2 separate regions of the Homo sapiens genome follow, and region 2 is linked to region 1. Evidence: chromatin contacts called from ENCODE Hi-C or POLR2A ChIA-PET data. All regions are on one chromosome and are shown on one strand. The core of a region is the stretch at or near the end of the contact, and the rest is flanking DNA. Distances in the headings are between cores, read along the strand shown. Region 1 overlaps PLXNA4 (plexin A4). Region 2 overlaps EXOC4 (exocyst complex component 4).

Region 1 (3,876 bases), core at 383-2,882:
ACTCAGTGCTGCATCATCAAATTTATCTGGCCGACACCCTCTCTCAGCAGGACTCTCTCTGGGGTCCCTCCCAAGGTTTCCATTGATTTCTTCCTCTCACAGGGCCTCAGACTCTAAAGAAAGTGCTTATTCATCTTGTCCCCACTCCTCATCTTCCTTTCTGCCTGAATGGTCACCAGCCAGCCCCTTGTCCTCAGCCATGCCAACTAGCCCCCATAAAACCCATGGTCCTGTCATCCTGCAACAGCCTCAAACCAGTGATTTCTAGGAGCCTGGAGGGCAGGCTGTGACTTCCACTCCAGTCCAGACCTACACCTGAATGCCTAATTGAGTGTTTCCCCCATTATTTCCAGGTGTGAAAAGTGGGTTATTTGGCCAATGGCTCCCCTAGCTGTTTATCAGCAGCTGTGGTGGCTACCCATTTGCTGTAAGGCTGCAGAGAGATGCAGCTTCACTTTCGCTGGAGTGTGCAGCCACACCTGCCCCGGAAAGGCAGGACTACATCTGCATGTGATGAGGCCCAGGATCCCTGAAGGCTGAGAATCCCCAGGGCTGGTCCCACGGCTCACCTGACTGGTGGATCAGAGCCACAGATGGCCTCAGAGAATTCTGGCGAAGCAGAGAGATTTTTTTAGTGCGGGAGGAAGGGCAGGAGCTCAGAGCAGGACTGCACATGCAGTGGGTGGACCAGCAGCTTCCTCATGACTAGAATCCCAGGGCAAGGACAGTGGGAAAAAGTGGGGAAAGGTTCTTCATAGATTCTCATGATTTCTTCCTGGGTCATTCATGGCCCTGGCCTCACATTAACTCAGTTTTAATTGCATGTTGCGTGCGATGTGACTTCTAAAAGATGGCTAATCTTAGCCCAGAGAGGTGAAGGAATTTACCCAACATCACACAGTAGGTTAACAACAGAGCAGAAGTGAAAACCCAGTTTTCCTTTCTTTTAAAGCAGTATTTGCACTTCTGACAGCTAGAATCACAGACTCAGACAACAGGGACACCTAGGGTCAGAGAGGTGAAGTGACTTGCCCAAAGTCATATAGCCTATTTGTGGCAGAGCTGGGACTAGAACCCAGGTTCCTAACTCTTAATCTAGTGTTTGTTTCACTTCTCACTCCTGATCACATTCTCTGGTCCCTTCACCTGCTCCCCTCATTAGCTAGGGAGGAGGGACCCTCCTAGGGACTGGCATCTGCTGGTGCCATCTGCACCAAATCGGCTTGGGTGTCTCGAGGGGGTAGGACAGAGGCAGCTCTACTGGCTGGGCCCCGCTTCAGAGGAAACTCGGCTCCATCCCGGCCCAGGGGCTGTATGCAAGAGCAAGCTTTGCATGAGCACAAACTGTTCCCTTCCCCCTCTCCCATGTATCCTGGGTCTTGGCCAGGGCTTGGAGAAAAAAAGAAATCTGGATGGCTGCTAGCCAGGCAAACTCCCAGGCTGTCAGAGGATTGGGGAAGGTCAGGCAGAGATGCCAGTTAATACGAAAAAAAAAAAAAAAAAGAGGGTGGGGTGCAAATTAGTGGTCTGTGTCTCAATACCACTGTGCCTGGAATCTCTAATAAGTCTTGTCGTAAGTTGGCAGAAAAGCCTGGATTGTTACACAGCCCCGCTTCTGAGTCAAGCCTGGGCTCTGCTGCCATGGTCTGAAGATGGCTTAGTGTCCTGGTGCCGCCCCGCTCTGCTAGTTTCATCCAGGCTGAACTTCAAGCCTCTAAATGTCCAGTTTCTCTCTTACATGGAATCAGGGGCCTCTTCTGTGGATTCCCACCATCCTCTCCACTTCCCTTGCCATGTCTACTTACTCTTTTGTCTCTCCTCCTAGCCTAGGAGTTTCTAGAGAGCCGGGACTATGTCTTGCTGCACTCTGCATTCTCAGTGCTTAGCACAGTGTTGTGTAGTGTCATGCTTACTAAATATTTCTCAGATGAATGAATGAATGAATGTTTAGCTAACAAAAGTAGGACTTGAGTGATGAGCTTGTTGGGAGGAAGGGTGCTCCCATGATAATCAGCCATGCCCAAATCCAGGTTCATATGTGGGGCTGTTTGCTCTTGACTCCTTAGTTTGACACCCAGGTTAAAGCCAATACAGCCTCTCTGGATCATGGGTTCTTGAGGGTACCATGATCAAGGTACCCATTCACTGCCTTAGGTGCTGGGCTGATAATCAGATGAGAGACACAGTCTGGCAGGGGAGTGGGATTTATCACCCTCTGTAGGAGCCTAGAATGGGGAGTGGGAGAGTCTTCTTGGGTGGGTGGGGCTGGGGTCAGTGGTGGTGGTGGTGGGGGGGGGTGTTGGGGGTCAATGTTGCTGATAGAGAAGGTAAGCATGAGCTAGGCCTTGGAGGATAAGTGAACATTTCCAGCGAAAAGGATGAGGAACAGCATGAGAAAATTCGGAGGAGGAAACTGACAATTGGTATAATAAAACTGTAATAGTTTTATTTGGCTGGGGCATGGGGTAGGGTGGGATGGGGTAAGGCGTGGCTGCAGAGGAAGCTGTGAAGCGCCTTCGTGCCAACCGGAGGAGGTCCTCTGCTGCAGGGCCTGGGTGCTCAGATGGACACAGGGAGGCGGCATCTCCTAGGGCTCCTGGGTTTTGTGAATGATCACGCCTGTTTTGTCTCCTGGCCAGCCTGGGGCTCAGCAGGACTCCAGTGTCTGTGTCTACTCCCTGGTTTGAGATGCCTGGACCTGCACAATGACCAGGATGGCTGTGGCTCACAGGATTGCTGTAGCCTCCAACAGCGGCCCATCCTCCCCAGGACAACCTAGGCGAGGCTGAAGCCTGGCTGTTGCCACAGTAACTGTGAAACAGGGCATACAGCAATGCGCGATGCTCAGCTCTGCGCCACACCTCACTGTAGAAGAGCACTGAGGCCAGACAGTGACTGCCAGAGCCTCTGGGGCACTCGGCTACCTGCCTGGAGCATCACCTGCCAGGGGTGAGCCTCCTGCCAGCTTGGAGTATCATGACTGTGAACCCAGGAGACCTGGGAAACTCAGGGAGTGGCAGCCCTGGAAAGATTGTGAGGACAGATTGGGAGAAACAGTGTCCGCACTTTTCAGAGAGTGAGTCTGAAAGACAGGCTGGGGCCTCCTGATAGCAGGTGCACATTTACAGACTACAAGAAGGTTAGTTAGCTTTGTTCCCTCCATGATGCCCTTCCATTCCTTCATTTCTTCATATATACTCTTGTTAATGTAATAAATATTTATCGAGGGCCCATCATGCCCTTGGCACATAGATGCTGCCCTCCAGGAACTTATGTTCTAGTAGGACAGAAATATCAATGAGTAATTCCCATGCACACCAATGTGTGCTTCTTCCAGGAATCTTTTCTTTTTTTTTTTTGAGACCAAGTTTCACTCTTGTTGCCCAGGCTGGAGTGCAATGGTGTGATCTCAGCTCACTGCAACCTCTGCCTCCCAGGGTCGAGTGATTCTCCTGCCTCAGCCTCCCAAGTAGCTTGCATTACAGGTACCTGCCACCGTGCCTGGCTAATGCTTCATATTTTTAGTAGAGATGGGGTTTCACCATGTTGGCCAGGCTGGTCTTAAACTCCTGACCTCAGGTGATCCACCTGCCTCAGCCTCCCAAAGTGCTGGGATTACAAGCGTGAGCCACCGGGCCCAGCCATTCCAGGAATCTTTTATTCATGCTCCAGAGCCTTGTGCCCTCCAAAGATTGTGGAGTCTGCCTCGGTGGCCTCCCTGGCCTCTGACTACTGGATGAACAGGACAGTGAGGACCCCGGCAGGAGACTGGTGGGATGGAAAGGATAGAGGTTGGAGATTAATTCACACTGGTTCCCCACTTTTAGCACTGCCCCCCTAACCCACTGTCCACCCCTGCTGGGTAGCCTGGGGTTG
Region 2 (3,876 bases), core at 638-3,137, 1.0 Mb before region 1:
AAAAGTATCTTGTTAGAGTTAGCTAAAACTTATAGAAAAGAGTCAGAGGTAGCAAATTAATTCATGCTACTTAAATAAGTCAGACAAGAGAAGAGGAGCTTTTAAAATTACCAAAAAGCGGGACAAAGACTAGGAAAAGAAAAATGGTGCTAAAAATGGAGTGGGGTTTGGAATTAATGAAGACTAAACTAGCTAAGAAACTGAACTAATTCTTTTTAATTTGTCTTTGACAAGAAAAATGAAAAAGACATATTTGTATAATTAGAGAGAAGGAAGACTTTGCAAAAATAGCGACTGACAAAAAGCAGATGGGGAACACTTGACAATACTGAACTCATACCAATCAGCAGGCCTGGATGATGGGAAGCAGAGGAGCTTAAGGGAATTCATGCACACACTTGTGGAGTCATTTACAATCAGTATGGAAACATCACAGAAAAACGGGGAAATAAAAGATGTGAAGTGGAAAAAAGATTAGATAATAAAATATCCTATCGATCTTAAAATGGTAACAAAGAAATATTACGGAAAATTTTAGTGGTGAAACCAATAGCACTGTTTTCCCATCCAGATGTGAGCTCCATGAGGTCACAGGCATTCTTCTTCATTGTCCAGCATTAGTCTGAAGTTTAGAGCAAATAGTAAGTGATCACCAGATAATCGAAAATGGGAAAAGACCATGAGCTAGAAAATGAATGCCACCAAACTTTTCCATTTCTTCTGAACAGAAAATTGTACCACAGGGAGCTTACAGTCCATTTTTTTCTCTCATAAATAATAGCAAAAGGTAAAATACTTAAACATCTGGTGGATAATCATAAGCCATAATCAGAATAAAAATCTAAAAACTCTAGTAACACAAATATAGTAAATTTGAGAAACTATAAGAGAAAAAAAGTAGAACACAAATATTAATTTGGGCAAATATTTTCAGTACTTTCTTTAAAATGAAATCCTCTAACATGTTTGGATAACACGCAAAATTTAAAAAGAAATCAAAAAATTTTAAAATGAGCCTTTACTATGACCATAATATATCTTAATGAATCATGGAAGTTTCTCCCATCCTCACACACTCCCACACAAACCCATCCATAGTCACTCAGATGTATTTTTTTTTTATCAGTTCATCCTCAATTTATAGACAGGGCAAACAGGTAAATTTATATAAAATTATATGCCTCCAGGAAATTGACACTAAGCTCATGGGAAAAGATCATAAGTTACTCTAAAGTAATTATCCACACAAGCAAAACAGAAGAAATGCATTTCCTACAAGCTAAAATAAAGGGGGAGGGTATGAAGATTTCATTTTTGGAGTTTTTTTGCATAGAACACAGTGCATTCCATATAGTGCACATTAATAACCATACACTGATTAAATCAAATTGAAAGCCACTGGCTCGTACACACGAAGGGTATGTGATGATACTTAAAGAGGCTGATTATTTCATAGGTCTGTCTTATTTCTTTGATCAGGTCCCCAAAACTGAAGTCTATGGTTCTAGGCTTTAGTAAAGAAGTATTATGCCAGTAGAGTATCCCATAAGATATGGATAATATTAGGGTTTTTTTTTTTTTTAACACCACACTGCCTTCACTCAGGAAAAGAGAGACAAAAAAGAGAAAAAGAGAAAGGTTCTAATTACTGGAAAGGAAGTTAGTTTCATCATTTATTAGTTTTGATGCCAAATGAAGAGGAAAGGAGAAAGCTATCTCAAAAAGAATATCATTTATATGAGTAATGATAGCTCTGGCCTAAAGAGGACAGTCAAATTCTAGATCTTCTCAGTCAGAGGGCAGAGCTCAGGGCACATAGGAGGGCAAGTACAGACATAGCAGCTGAAGAAGTCAGAAGGCAGTACAAGGAAGGCCCACGCCACTCTGGGTTTGATACAGTTCATATCGTTAGTTTGCATGGATGCCAAGAAAAACATCTTTCAAAAACAAGCCGGCTGATGCAAGATCACCAATTTCTTGAAATGAATAGCAAGAGCAAATTCTATCTCCTTTAAAAAAACAAAAAAAAAAAAACACTGAGATAATTCAAATTCTTTCCCCCTGCCCTTCCTTATGTGGCTCTAAGGAATAAAGGACAAGTAAGAACAAATTAAGAGGAAAAAAGAAACTAACCAAATATTTAATCACAAAAAATAAAAGAAAAAACCCACTTGCTTCAGTATCAAAAGAAACATATTCATTCACTTATCCATTCAGCACAATCTAGGTGGCAAAATAAACGGCAAAAACTTTACCCTCAACCTAGATACTTCTAGAAATTAACAGATCACTAGATAACGGAGCATTTTTCCCAGAAATGGATCTTCATGGAATAGCTAAAACTTAAGTAACACAAATACAGATGGATGGGACTAGGATAGAGAATTCTACAATAAAGGTGTTTTAGGTATCATTTGACTGCCATTGTTAACAGAAGAATACCTAATTTACCTGGCAGCCTGGACCACTAAGAATAGCAGAAACTAAGGAAGAGAGAATTAAGAAAAAAGGGACATTTCCAGGGGCAAAATGTCCTTATGTTATACAATCCATAGCTGAGAATTCATGTGCATGATGCCACAGAGTGCTTTCTGGTCGCTTATTCTACACACAATTCTAACCACCTTGGTTCTCTGCCTTTGCAGCTTATACCACAATAGTTGAGCAACTTAGCAAGAGGAGCTTGTCTGAAACAGACACGATCAATAGCTAGACATGATAACCTACCCCCAAAAAGCAAGGAAAAAAAAGACAGAGGGTATGAAGAGTGAACAAGTATGATTTTTTTTTTAATGGAAGTCTGGGACTGGTTCAGCACGATGGAACGTTGTCCGTGCCTTCACATGTGACAAGATGACCTCTGACGTATCACAATACATTCAATAAAGGGTAGTGTGCAAAAGTGCAACCAAAGCATCGATTAACCAGGTTCAAAATGACAGTCCTTCAGTCACCAGAAAAAGTCTGAATGTGCTCAGTATATTGTGACAAAAGGACCAAATCTGAGAAATGTATTTTATAAAATTTCCATTAAAGATGTTAAAATACAATCTTTAATGCTAAAAGGGGAGAGACTATTTTCTGGAAAATTAAGCCACACTGAAAATCAGATTCCTAGATGGTGCTAAATAAATTAGGCATCACCAGTCTTCTTTTTAAAGAGAATATCACACAATAGTTAGGAGTTTACTTACAATAAAGCAATCGGTCTCTATCAGAACAAAGATAGCCATTGAAGACAAAAAAGAGGAAGGATAAAGCTTTAATTACAAAAACAAAGAGACATATGGATTTATCTATTATGACAGCACAATCCTGAGGTCTGTATAAAAGGCACCTCATTTCAGTCCGGCACACAAGCTTTAAAAAATTGGTTAAACAAGCTCAAAGTATCTTTGAAGCAACATCAATGGTGTATGGTACTTGGTTTCCGATTTTTTCTGCACCAAATTAAAAGTTAATAAATGTTGCCAACAGTTCCTCTACATTTCTCAGTCCACCCCCACCACAAACTCTGGGAAATAAAAGCAGCCCCCACCATTACTTTACAGTTTGCAAAATGACTTGGAGGGGAGCTTTGAAGTTTGTAGTAACAGAAAGAGAAATATACCATTAATGCCAGAGGGGGGAGCTCAGAGCAAAGGGAAAGATCATGTTTACAATGGGCAAAAAAGGGAAATTCTGAAAACCTTCTGAGCTTTTACACAATATCTTTTTTTCTCTTTTTCGGTATTCTCTTTTGAAGAATGGGTTCTAATACCCTTTGAAATAAACAACCTTCTTTTTCCCCCCCATGTAGAGAGAAAATAAATAAAAGTAGTGCTGAGGGTAACCAGTTTAAACAATGTGCAGGTTTCTGAAACCTCTGCTTTAGGG

What was found. A loop is a pair of places that touch in the nucleus more often than their neighbours do. ChIA-PET counts read pairs that join two places held with the same protein, here RNA polymerase II (POLR2A). Pooled maps may share reads with other maps.
Region 2: a loop to region 1 is called in a map of naive thymus-derived CD4-positive, alpha-beta T cell, with 23 times the contacts of the local background. The contact joins two enhancer-like sites. A Hi-C loop is called at or near these places in 3 of 168 maps with a recorded cell type or tissue (CD4-positive, alpha-beta T cell, MCF 10A and naive thymus-derived CD4-positive, alpha-beta T cell) and 8 of 50 pooled maps. POLR2A ChIA-PET finds 5 or more read pairs at or near these places in 2 of 52 experiments (CD4-positive, alpha-beta T cell and K562).

The regions. Positions count from the first base shown.
Region 1 is chr7:132,391,612-132,395,487 of GRCh38, reverse strand. The region is part of intron 3 of PLXNA4 (plexin A4); the gene reads left to right. Among named protein-coding and RNA genes, the nearest start is that of PLXNA4-AS1, 41 kb to the right of the region's middle. Within about 2 kb of position 1,632, at least 3 of the 41 ENCODE cell types and tissues checked have a DNase peak (open chromatin) inside an H3K27ac peak, as active enhancers do.
Region 2 is chr7:133,434,207-133,438,082 of GRCh38, reverse strand. All of the region lies in intron 7 of EXOC4 (exocyst complex component 4), which reads right to left. Among named protein-coding and RNA genes, the nearest start is that of MIR6133, 150 kb to the right of the region's middle. Within about 2 kb of position 1,887, at least 4 of the 41 ENCODE cell types and tissues checked have a DNase peak (open chromatin) inside an H3K27ac peak, as active enhancers do.